Linked DNA regions of Homo sapiens: region 1 is linked to region 2. The links are chromatin contacts, found by Hi-C or POLR2A ChIA-PET in ENCODE. All regions are on one chromosome and are shown on one strand. Each heading gives the region's core, a stretch centred on a gene start or an enhancer-like site at or near the end of the contact. The rest is flanking DNA. Distances are from core to core; before and after follow the strand shown.

Evidence for each region. A loop is a pair of places that touch in the nucleus more often than their neighbours do. ChIA-PET counts read pairs that join two places held with the same protein, here RNA polymerase II (POLR2A). Pooled maps may share reads with other maps.
Region 1: a loop to region 2 is called in a map with no recorded cell type, with 5 times the contacts of the local background. The contact joins two enhancer-like sites. A Hi-C loop is called at or near these places in 4 of 37 single-sample maps with no recorded cell type and 3 of 50 pooled maps. POLR2A ChIA-PET finds 5 or more read pairs at or near these places in 2 of 52 experiments (A673 and MCF 10A).

What each region holds. Positions count from the first base shown.
Region 1 is chr3:23,855,310-23,861,002 of GRCh38, forward strand. All of the region lies in intron 3 of UBE2E1 (ubiquitin conjugating enzyme E2 E1), which reads left to right. Among named protein-coding and RNA genes, the nearest start is that of UBE2E1-AS1, 51 kb to the left of the region's middle. RefSeq lists an enhancer at 2,179-2,308. Within about 2 kb of position 2,247, at least 5 of the 41 ENCODE cell types and tissues checked have a DNase peak (open chromatin) inside an H3K27ac peak, as active enhancers do.
Region 2 is chr3:23,589,269-23,594,682 of GRCh38, forward strand. It overlaps UBE2E2 (ubiquitin conjugating enzyme E2 E2), which reads left to right. Exons shown (of 6, transcript NM_152653.4): 6 at 466-2,526. The coding sequence ends at 563. Among named protein-coding and RNA genes, the nearest start is that of UBE2E1, 210 kb to the right of the region's middle. RefSeq lists enhancers at 518-1,017, 4,584-4,633, 4,654-4,763. Within about 2 kb of position 1,848, at least 2 of the 41 ENCODE cell types and tissues checked have a DNase peak (open chromatin) inside an H3K27ac peak, as active enhancers do.

The DNA of each region.
Region 1 (5,693 bases), core at 997-3,496, 270 kb after region 2:
CGTTAATTTTCATATTGTTTCATTTCATTATAATACCTTCATTAGTTATATGGGATTTTACTATGTTAATTTTAACCTTTAAAGTGAAAAGACTAACTGTTGATTATTGGAAAGCAAAAATATAGCTTTAGATTTTTGTGACAGCCGTTATTAATACATAGTTAAGCAGTCATTATTTCTTTGGAAGAGTTAGCACTTGTTCCTTAAAAATAATTGTATGCATAGAAATAGTGCTTTAGGCCGGGCGCGGTGGCTCACACCTGTAATCCCAGCACTTTGGGAGGCCGAGGTGGGCGGATCACGAGGTCAGGAGATCGAGACCATCCTGGCTAACATGATGAAACCCCGTCTCTACTAAAAATACAAAAAAATTAGCTGGGCGTGGTGGTGGGCGCCTGTAGTCCCAGCTACTCAGGAGGCTGAGGCAGGAGAATGGCGTGAACCCGGGAGGCGGAGCTTGCAGTGAGCCAAGATCATGCCACTGCACTCCAGCCTGGGCGACAGAGTAAGACTCCGTCTCAAAAAAATAAAAATAAAAAATAAAAAAAAGAAGTAGTGCTTTAGGGCTTAAAGGCACTTACATAGCTTATTTCCTTCAAGGTTCAGTTCCGTGAGGTGTGGTATGTGGAATAGCATTAGCTGTGTTTTCCAGATGAGGAAACTGAGGACTGAACTGGAATTTGCATGCTGTTCAGATTTTTTAAGTTCCCTGTGTGGTTTTTCTTTTCTTTTCTTTTTTTGAGACAGAGTCTCGCTCTGTAGCCCAGAGTGCAGTGGCATGATCTCGGCTCACTGCAACCTCCACCTCCTGGGTTCAAGCAATTCTCCTGCCTCAGCCTCCCGAGTAACTGGGATTACAGGCAGGTACCACCATGCCTTGCTAATTTTTTTTGTATTTTTAGTAGAGACAGGGTTTCACCATATTGGCCAGGCTGGTCTCAAACTCCTGACCTTGTGATCCACCCACCTTGGCCTCCCAAAATGCTGGGATTACAGGCATGAGCCCAGCTGTGGTTTCTTATATCATACTGTTAAGTGTACTTTTAAAGCTTTAAAAAGCAGTGTTAACCCTTTCTTAAAACAGATTTCAGGGAAGACAGACGTTTAAAACATTAGCCTTCTCTCCCCATCTGGAGTATGGTTTGGAAGTCATTGCTTTGTAGTAAGGCATTATTTTCCTGGTACATTGCCAAGGACCAACAACTGTTAAATCAACAAACTAAGATTTTCTTCTAGATTTGTATCGGATTGTGACTTTGCTTTCTCCCTTTCATCACCCATTAATGCTTAGTAAAGCCACTATGGACCTCACGTATCTAAACCCTTCCCTGAAATGCATCTCTCTTTTCATACCACTCCAATGGGAACTCCTGTTGATTTGTTTCTGGGCCCTGACAGATTAGCAGGAAAAGAAAGCGCTTTAGAAAAGTGAGAGGGGAGTTCAGAGGTTAGAGGGGAATCAGAAAATTAATGTCATGATTATCAAGAATGTTTCCAGAAGGCAGGGCTCATCAGTCCTTGACAAAAAGGCTGATGAAAAAAATGGAGTTGAGTGCAGCCGATCACCTCAATAATCCTAGCAGTTTGGCAAGCTGAGGCAGGAGGATCACTTAAGTCCCGGATTTTGAGGTTGCAGTGCGCTGTGATCACAACACTGCACTCGGCCTGGGTGACAGAGCTAGGCTGTCTCTTAAAAAAAAAAAAAAAAAAGAGAGAGAATGAGAAATGCCATTTAATTTTGAGCCTGGCAGGTCTTTGGTGACTTTTGAGACTAGTTTACTGTGGAATGTTGAGGTAAAGTAGGACTGAATCACATGTAGAGGGATCTGTGTGTATTTAGGAGAAGCATCAGGAAATTGGCACTGAAGGGCAGGAGAAAGCTGGCCCAGCAGCCTGGAGGGGTAGAGGTGTTCAGGAGTATGTTTTAGAGTCTGGTGGTTTTTTTTTTCTTTCTGCATAGGAAAGTTTGAACTTTTTGTAACCAAGTGTTCTATTCACTGTTAAAGTAAAAGAGGAATTAGGTAAAGACCACATGTTTATCTTAGAAAGAAGCACACATTTTTGTGAAATGAAAGAAGAGAGGAGTGAAAATAGAAATTTTCATGTGGGAAGAATTGAAGTTGAGGTAGCAAGGAATACCAAGACAACTGAGAAGTCCTTATAAAGAACACATTCAGTACTTTTAAGATGTTATTTTCCAAAACATACACTTTTGGGTTGCCTGTCAGACTGGAGATGTATGCCTGTCGAGTCACGTTACACTGAATTTATTTAGGAAATAGTCTGACATACAGAAGTTTCACTTCTCCTGCCACTTGTGAAGGATTTGTCTCATTGGTGTGGTGTCAGCCTGGTGAGATAGGACTTGCTTGTGGTTTGGAAGCTGTCTGTGGGCAACTCCAAGAGCTGTTGTGCTCTGCCTCTTTATGAACCTTCTGTGCTTATGGAAATGGTTCCCAGCGTGTGCTCCTCAGGAATGAGTCTGAGTGACAGAGGTGCCAGTAGGCTATGAGATGGTAGCAATGACCTTAGCTAGTCTTTTTTGTTTGTTTTGTTTTGAGACAGAGTCTCGCTCCGTTGCCCAGGCTGGAGTGCAGTGGTGCGATCTCGGCTCACTGCAACCTCTGTCACCCAGGTTCAACCTCTGTCACCCAGGTTCATGCCACCGTGCCTGGCTAATTTTTGTATTTTTATTGGAGATGGGGTTTCACCATATTGGCCTGGCTGACCTTAGCTAGTCTTTCTTAAGAGGCTGGGAGCCTGAGGACAGTTGAGAGGTACTGAGCTAGTTAAACCTCAGGCGCTTTCCCTGCGAAGGCTCTATGGCAGATACCACTTGGGGCTATAGAAGCTGTTACCTACAGTGTAAATTCTGGATTTCAATGCAGAGGGCAGACATAGGGCTACTAATTTTATTTTGTTTTGCAAGGACATTGAAAAAAAGTCATTGTTTACTGTCGTCAGCATTTTATAAAAGGGAGGATACTTTTTAATCACAAAATATGAAGAAGTTTATTATTTGTTTTTTGAGATGGAGTCTCGCTCTGTCATCCAGGCTGGAGTGCAATGGCATGATCTCGGCTCACTGCAACCTCTGCCTCCTGGGTTCAAGCAATTCTCCTGCCTCAGCCTCCCGAGTAGCTGGGATTACAGGCATGCACCACCACGCCCAGCTGATTTTTGTATTTTTTGTAGAGACAGGATTTCGCCATGTTGGTCAGGCTGGTCTTGAACTCCTGACCTCAGATGATCCACCCACCTTGGCCTCCCAAAGTGCTAGGATTACAGGAGTGACCCACTGCGCCCGGCCAGGAACTTTATGACAATGGAAGACAAACCTTTATATTGAGTAAATTAAAATTTATGAAAAAAATGTAATGCTTTCTCTTATTCTTACCACTCGTGTGTAAGAACAACTGACCTGCAGCACTGAAGCTATTCATTTTTGAGAAACTTGTCCTAAATACTTGTCCTCCCTCCTCCCCACTTTCTCACAAGTAAAAGAAAGGGAGCTTGAAAGCTGGCATGCTATCTGCTTACATGTGAGGGAGAGGAGGGTTGCCCATAGGAAATTTTTATATTGGGCCCATTTCTAAGCCACCCTCACTTGAGCTCGTCTTTAACAATTTACCTCATATCAAATACCTCGTATTTTAATCATTTATTGTTGGACAGTCCCCCACCCCCCAATTTGGCTGGTAGTTTTATGAGAAAAGGCATTAATTATTTACCATTTTTGTGTATCTTACTAGAATTTTGCCATATTCATTAAATGGAACTGATTGCTAGTCTAAACTTACTACCAGTTACCTCACTAAACACTCCTGGCCAAACAATATCTAGTGCCAGCTCTAGTTCAGCCTGCCTTTGCCTGAGGCCAGATCCTTCTGCTCTGCCCGTGGAAGCTGGTTGAGAGGAAGTGATGTTTAATCCTTGACCTACTTTTCATCTTCCCAGAGAGTAATGTGCCTGCAGCTGTTCTTTCACTCTCTTGTTAAATTCTTGCTTTCTTTTACTCCTTAAGGGAGGTATGAGGCATGGAAATTTTCCTCCATCTCCAACACTGCTACCTCCTCACTTCACCTGAGCACATGCCCCATGACTCTCCATATTACCTGCTCCCACCCTTGTGACTTTGATATCCATGTGGATGACCCATATCTATCTGCTTACCAGTGTCTGCTTACCAGGTTCTTCATCCAGAAACATTAGCCCAAATGAAGCTTCTCTCACCTGAGCAACAGTTGGCCATGCCATAGCAAATGGAGTGGCCTTTGTAATACAGAGATTTGAGTCCAGTCTTTGCCAGTTAGCAGCTGAATGGCCTTAAGGTTAATTACTTAAAGTCTCTGGGCCTCAGTTTCCTCTAATGCAAAACAGAGATATTCTCTCCAAAATGGTGTTGAAGAACTTGCTGTGGCTTTGCCTTACCCAGTTCATTGAGGGTAAACTGTCTTCCCTGGTTTTTAAAGCCCTTAATGATTTGGCCTCAACCTGCCCATCCAGCAGGCAAAATTCTTTGGTACCTAGCATAGTATTGAACAAATACTAAGTATGAATATGTATTTTTATTGGTTTATTATATTATTATAAAGCATATAAGGATTTATTTCGTACTCTCATTGTTTCATGCCTAACAGTCCCGACTGCTGGAGCCACTGAAATTTTCATTTACTTTGTTTTGAAGAAGCAGTTCAGAACCACGTCCTGTGTGCAGGTTTTGCACACAGCAGATGTGTAAGGATGTCTTGAAATAAGGGATGGTTCTTCTGACATTGCTGAAGGAGAAAATCATTTTGCTCTACCAGACTGAAATTCAGAGCTCAGCCCTTTGCTGCCAGCTTGCTCTCACAGCTGTCTGTCCTTGGTTTCTGGGTGCTTTCACCTTGGCTAGATGAAGATGAACGTTCTGACCCGCTCAGGTTTCTGTAGGGTTGAGACTCTGCTGCCACTACTGCTCCTTTGATGCTGGTGACTGCACCTCACTAAATTAGCTGTTCGGCTAGACAAATCTTTAGCGCTCTGGTTTTACCTTTTTAGCAATGTTTTAGCTGGTATGCTTCCTTGTGGCTTTGTGGGGCTCATTGTTAATGGAAGCGCACATTAACAAAACACTAAAATGGCCAAACATCAACAATGACTTTAGTTAACAAAATTCTGAGAGAGGTACAATTAGTAGTCAGAAATGGACTGTATTAAAGTGGCTATCCTATGAGTTTATCTTGATACTATCTTACCTCATGCTTACGTGGTGTTGAATGTGCCTTGTATCTAAAGCTGTGGGTCCTGGCTCTTAACAACAAGCACAACCCAACCAACGTATCAAGTGAACTGACTAAAAGTATTCATTTTGCTTAAATGTGTTTCTTTCCCATACACTTACCTCTTTATTTGCTATAAGCCATAAACATCAAAATGGTGTTTTTTAAAGAATATGAAGCCTTATTTTTTAACTTCTTGAAATAAAACTAGGTAGTACCTAAAATAGCATGTACACTATATTTAAACTATTGCATATAATAGTAAATGAATTCACTAGGGATGTAACTAATGGTGAACATTCTTTGAACTAAAATGAAGGTACATGATTTGATTGTTTTTCGAAATGTTAATATATAAACAGACAAGGAGATATATATATGTAAAGTCACATTTTATTTATTTAGTAAGTGATGACTGCACCAAATGCTACA
Region 2 (5,414 bases), core at 598-3,097:
AATTAGCCAGGTGTTGTTGCACACACCTGTGGTCCCAGCTACTCAGGAGGCTGAGGCAGGAGGAGGATTGCTTGATCCCAGGAGGTCAAGGCTACACTGAGCTGTGATCATGCCACTGCACTCTAGCCTGAGTGACAGAGCAACACCCTGTCTCAAAAGAAAAAAAAAAAAACCAATACGAGGGGAGCAAGGTGAGAAGTATGTGGTGGGTACAGGGAAAGAGAATAAGACTTGTCAAGAAATATGACAAGAGCTATCAGTAAAATACAGATAGGTGACTCTTGGGGCAGCTGGTGTGAAATGTAGTCTGTCAGCAGCAGGTGACTGGCTCAGCCGCAGCAATGGTGGTCCAGGTTAGAACAGCAGCTTCTCATCTCCTACCCTCCCACTCCTTGCCAGCTTTCTGAACACTTCTTCCCCCACAGTGCTGGTATTTACTGACTCCCAACTCTGCTTTCCTTGCAGCTGACCCTCTGGTGGGCAGCATCGCCACACAGTACATGACCAACAGAGCAGAGCATGACCGGATGGCCAGACAGTGGACCAAGCGGTACGCCACATAGGGGCCTGCTGCCTGCCGCCCCGCGGGACCTGTGCAAGCACATTCACCAAGTGCATCGGTAGCCCTGCCCACCCCTCCAGACCTCGGTTCTTATTTTCCTATTTTTATTAAATTTGGAACCATTTTGTGATGGTATGTTGTCCATCTTCCCATCCCAGTTCTTCCTGCCCCCCTTCCTCTCTCCCACGCTCTCTTTTATCTCTCATTTTATTCCCTTGTTGATTTCTGTTAACTTGAAAGATTTGGGATTTTTTCCCACCTCATCATAGATGGGAACTTTTGTTTTCAGTGCAAACAATGTTGGAGCTGTAATAGTAAGAGCTTTCTTACAAAGCTTTGTATTACTGTGTGGTTTTGTTTTTTTTGTTGTTGTTTATTTGATTTTGATTTTTTTTTCTTTTATGTGATCTTTGGGAAAACACATTCAGAATTATATCTCGTTTCTACTTAAATGTAGTGCTTAGGGTTAATTTTTTGTACTGAAGTCTTTATTGGTGGGTGCATGCTACTGGGAACAAGTTTTTGTACAAAAGCTTCAATCAGAATCACTGTGCATTACTGAGACTCTGTTTATCACTAGCCTTCTGTCCCTCCCGCAGAAGACTGTTGGATTGAACAAAATAATATGTATTTTGATTTACTTAAAGTGCTTGTAAATTTCTTAGGGACCTGCCACTTTTGACTGTGGATCAGTTGATGTACACTTGTATTATTAAAGCACTCAATAAATCACTGTGGCTGATAACTGCACTTCTGGTAACCCGACATTTGCTTTGTGTCCTGGTGACCGCTGTAGCCCTACGTGCAGTGAGGCTTGTCTAATTCAATTACAGGTTCAAGTGTATTTTTCATCTCAAACCTCTAATATTTCTTTGGAGTTGAGTTGCTTAGCATGTGGAATTTCTCCAGCTGTCAGTAGCCTGATGATTTTATGGTTGTTATAGTAAATTGCTATCATTTTACATATTGACTGGGCATTCTTTCTGTTACAGCCTTCTTTATCAACAATTAAAATATGTAACTCCAAAAATAGCCTTCTTGTGAAAGTGAAGTCTGAGCTAATCATTGTGTTCAGCCACTTTCAACTTTATTTCTCTCAAAATTGTTACAGTGATTGCCCTCAAGCTTTGTATTGTTCATTTTTGTTGTTGTTGTTGTTGTTGTTGCTGCTCTTTTTTCTCCATGATTTTAGCAAAAGAAGTAAACTCAACTGTATTGGTCACGGTCAGCCCATTCAATGACAAGGGTGTCTGTCTGGCTTCACCTTCAGGCTATTTTAGTGTGCAGCTATAGGAGGCAGAGGAAACGTGGGTGGTGTAGTTTCTAAAACACGCTGACTTGCTGATTGATAATTCAGGGTTATTAGTGTAACAAAGCGTAGTGGAAACTCCTACTCCTGCTGCACCATACAGTTACAGACCCTACCATACTCTTGGTCTCATTTAAGGAACCATTAACACCTTCACTGCTGAAAAGCAGGATTTATAAGCATAAGTCATCCACCTCTAAATATTTTAACATTTAAAATGCCTGATTCAAAAGATACAGTTTTTGTTGTTTTTAACTAGTTAAAAATAAATCCTAAGAAAATATATTTAAATATTGCAAATGCCACTTCTAAACCAAAATACCTGAGAATATTTTTTGTCTTTTTAATAACGATTTTACCATTCATTTTATTTAAAAACATTTCTCAGCATAGCAGGGCACTGTATGGTCTCTGATGCACTACTCAACCCTCTAGTTGTAGTAGAGGGAGCCACAGACAGTACATAAATGCATTGGGCAGAGCTATATTCCAGTGAAACTTTATTTACCACCATAGGCATGGGATTTGGCCCATGGGTTGTAGTTTGCCAATCCCTGACACAGACCAACATAGACTGGGGGCTGGATGAAAAACAAATAACGATGTGTCATTTCTTTCTTTAACATAAAATAAATTCAATATGGTACAACACTGATTTTTGGAAAGTTGCTCAGAATGTTTAATTGCCTACAGTTTCTCACCACAAAGTTTTTTATTTTTACTTCAGATTTTAAAATTCAGCACTAAAGGCATTGAACCATTGAAAATAAAATTTTATTAAACTGCTTTTTTCCCCTACTTTTGGCTGATTAAACCAGACCCATAATACTAATACTTTAAAGACAATCTTTATAGGCAGTTTTTAAATTAAATTTTTTTTTTTTTGGTCTGTAGCAACAAGGTCTCACTGTGTTGCCCAGGCTGGTCTCAAACTCCTGGCCTCAAGTGATCCTCTCACCACAGCCTCCAAAACTGCTAGGATTATATAGGCTTGAGCCACTGTAGCCAGCCAACACACATTTTAAGTGATAAATATATTACATTGCACATTTCACATCTACTTGTACATCAGACCATTTAAAAATGTGTTATTAGGCCAGGCTTGGTGGCTCACACCTGTAATCCTAGCTTGGGACGCCGAGGTAGAGATTGCTTGAGCCCAGGATTTCGAGACCAGCCTAAGCAACATGACAAAACCCAGGCTCTACAAAAAAATACAAAAATGAGCTGGGCATGGTGGTGCACGCCTGTAGTCCCCGCCACTCGGGAGGCTTAGGTCAGAGGATCACCTGAACCCAGGAAGTCGAGGCTGCAGTGAGCCATAATTGCGCCAGTGCACCCCAGCCTGGGCAACAGAGCAAGACGCTGTCTCAAAAACAAAACAAAATTTGTGATATTTAGGAACCAAAGATTACAACAACTCTAGTAGGAATTCTAGTCACTGACCTGTTTGTTTTCCTGTGACCCATTTTTAGGTTTAATGCCCATCTGTGATATGAAGAGGCTGTAAAACTTCTCTCCCCAACTTTATGATTTATTCATACTTCATGACAAATGTACACAGCCCTCAAAATGTAAAAGCTAGAGAAACTCCAGAGAAACCAACAAACTTAGTAGAGCTGAAGTCTAGATTTCAAATAACATGGTCATTTTACTTGAAATCTGTAATTGCAGCAGGCAATACAATTCCAATAAATTTTTTAAAATGCATGTAAAATAAGATTTAAGAGTAATTTGACACTCAGTAAACAAAATTGTTTAGCTTAAAAATACAGGGATAACATTTCTAAAATTTAGGAATTATTTTGTACCATAATAATGCTGAATTTTTCACACTAGTTACTGCTAGATATAGTATTTGTAGCTATGTTAGATAAAATGTTGGCAGATCCTTGACTGAGGCAAGACCATTGGTTATTGAGGAAATGGTTTGAGATTATATTTGTTGATCTTAAATCATTCAAAACGTTGTGTCCTTAATTTGTCATCAAGCTGCAAACAAGGGGAAGATTTTTATCTGTTCTACAGGAATCCACTGATGATAGCAACTGCAGAAGTAGTCAGTCTTTTCTTCTTATTCCAAGATTAGGAAGTAAACATAGAAGTTCATCACGTAAACTTATTTAGGAATTAAAAAGAAAGGAAATAATATGTATTCAGGATGTACTATACCAGGCTATAATAAGTCATCTAATAAAAGCTCAGCCTACCTTTTAAGGGTGTAGGTGGCCCTCAGTCGCAAAAAGCTAACCAGGTGCCAAAGCGAGATTCCCATTCAAGCATGTGACACCAGAGCCCTTACTGTCAACGACAAAACCACATAAACCTTTCCTTTGACTATGAGGGCATACCATAAAAATGAATTGGCATAATTCAGTCTTAGAGTCAAGGAGGAGCACAATTCCTAGGTGGTGGGGTTTTGCCATCTTCAAAAAATGGGAAAAAAAAATGTTGAAGAAAATGTGGACTTGATATTAGATGGGAGACCAAACAGGAGGGACCAGCATTCTGATCTTAGAGGTACTGCATGCAGATTTGATCAGCCATGGGGAAACAGGTCAGTTGGAAAACCCCTGAACTTCTCTGCATCTCAGTACTGCAATAAGAGGGGTGTTAATTATTGTCAGGCATGGCAACTTTTTGATGTCTGTATCTTTAAAAAGAGAGGTCTTCATACTTAATACTGAAAACAGTTGAAATTGCACCCAAAAAGCCCTACCAGATATCCTGACCACCTGCATTTTATTTCAAGGTAGCTTTGTAACTGTCAAAATGTCCTTACTGTACAGAACACTTTCATATGTGGACCAGGACTGCGAGCCGAATGAGCACACCCTATACCTCAGCTAGTCCTAGAATTGTCCTCAGAGGCATTGAAGAGCTGACCTAGTTATATTCTGAACCCTAACATTTTAAGCTACATCAGATCTGGAATCTTTGGGAGTTGAGACCATCAAGGAGCTTAGAGTAGCTTGGCCTCTGAGGACCTTCCATGGTAGCCATGCGTTTCCCCACATCCATGCCGCCACCTTGGGAGCCAACTGGAACATTCATTCTCTGTTAAGTAGAAGGAATGTTCACATTCCTTTCACTCTCACGTTCCCCCATGAGCACTGGTAATGTGGGTTAAGGTTATCTTAAAACAGAATGTCTTACGTCTCAGGAACCCCTTGGTCCTGGACAAACCAAGACTGTTGGTCACATGAGCTTTTGTGCTCAGAGTACCAAGGTTAAGATCTTAGGCAATGCCTGGGACCAGTTTTTCCCATAGAAATATTTAACTTAAGGACAGTGTTTTCCTTGATGCACAATGATGGCTTTAGAAGGGATCTTCTATCTGAAAAACCCTGCCCCTCTCTGTGGCTTCCACACCTAGGCCTCTTCATTCATTTCCTGCTTCTGAAGGCCTCTGAGGGATTTAAACCAACTGCAGCCTTTCTTTACATCTCTGAACATGGCTTAAGGTATGTATGTCTTTCTGTGAAGGAACAGGAGTAGTCTGAAGACTAATAAGCTTTTTGAGAGGATTTCTCAAAAGGAACG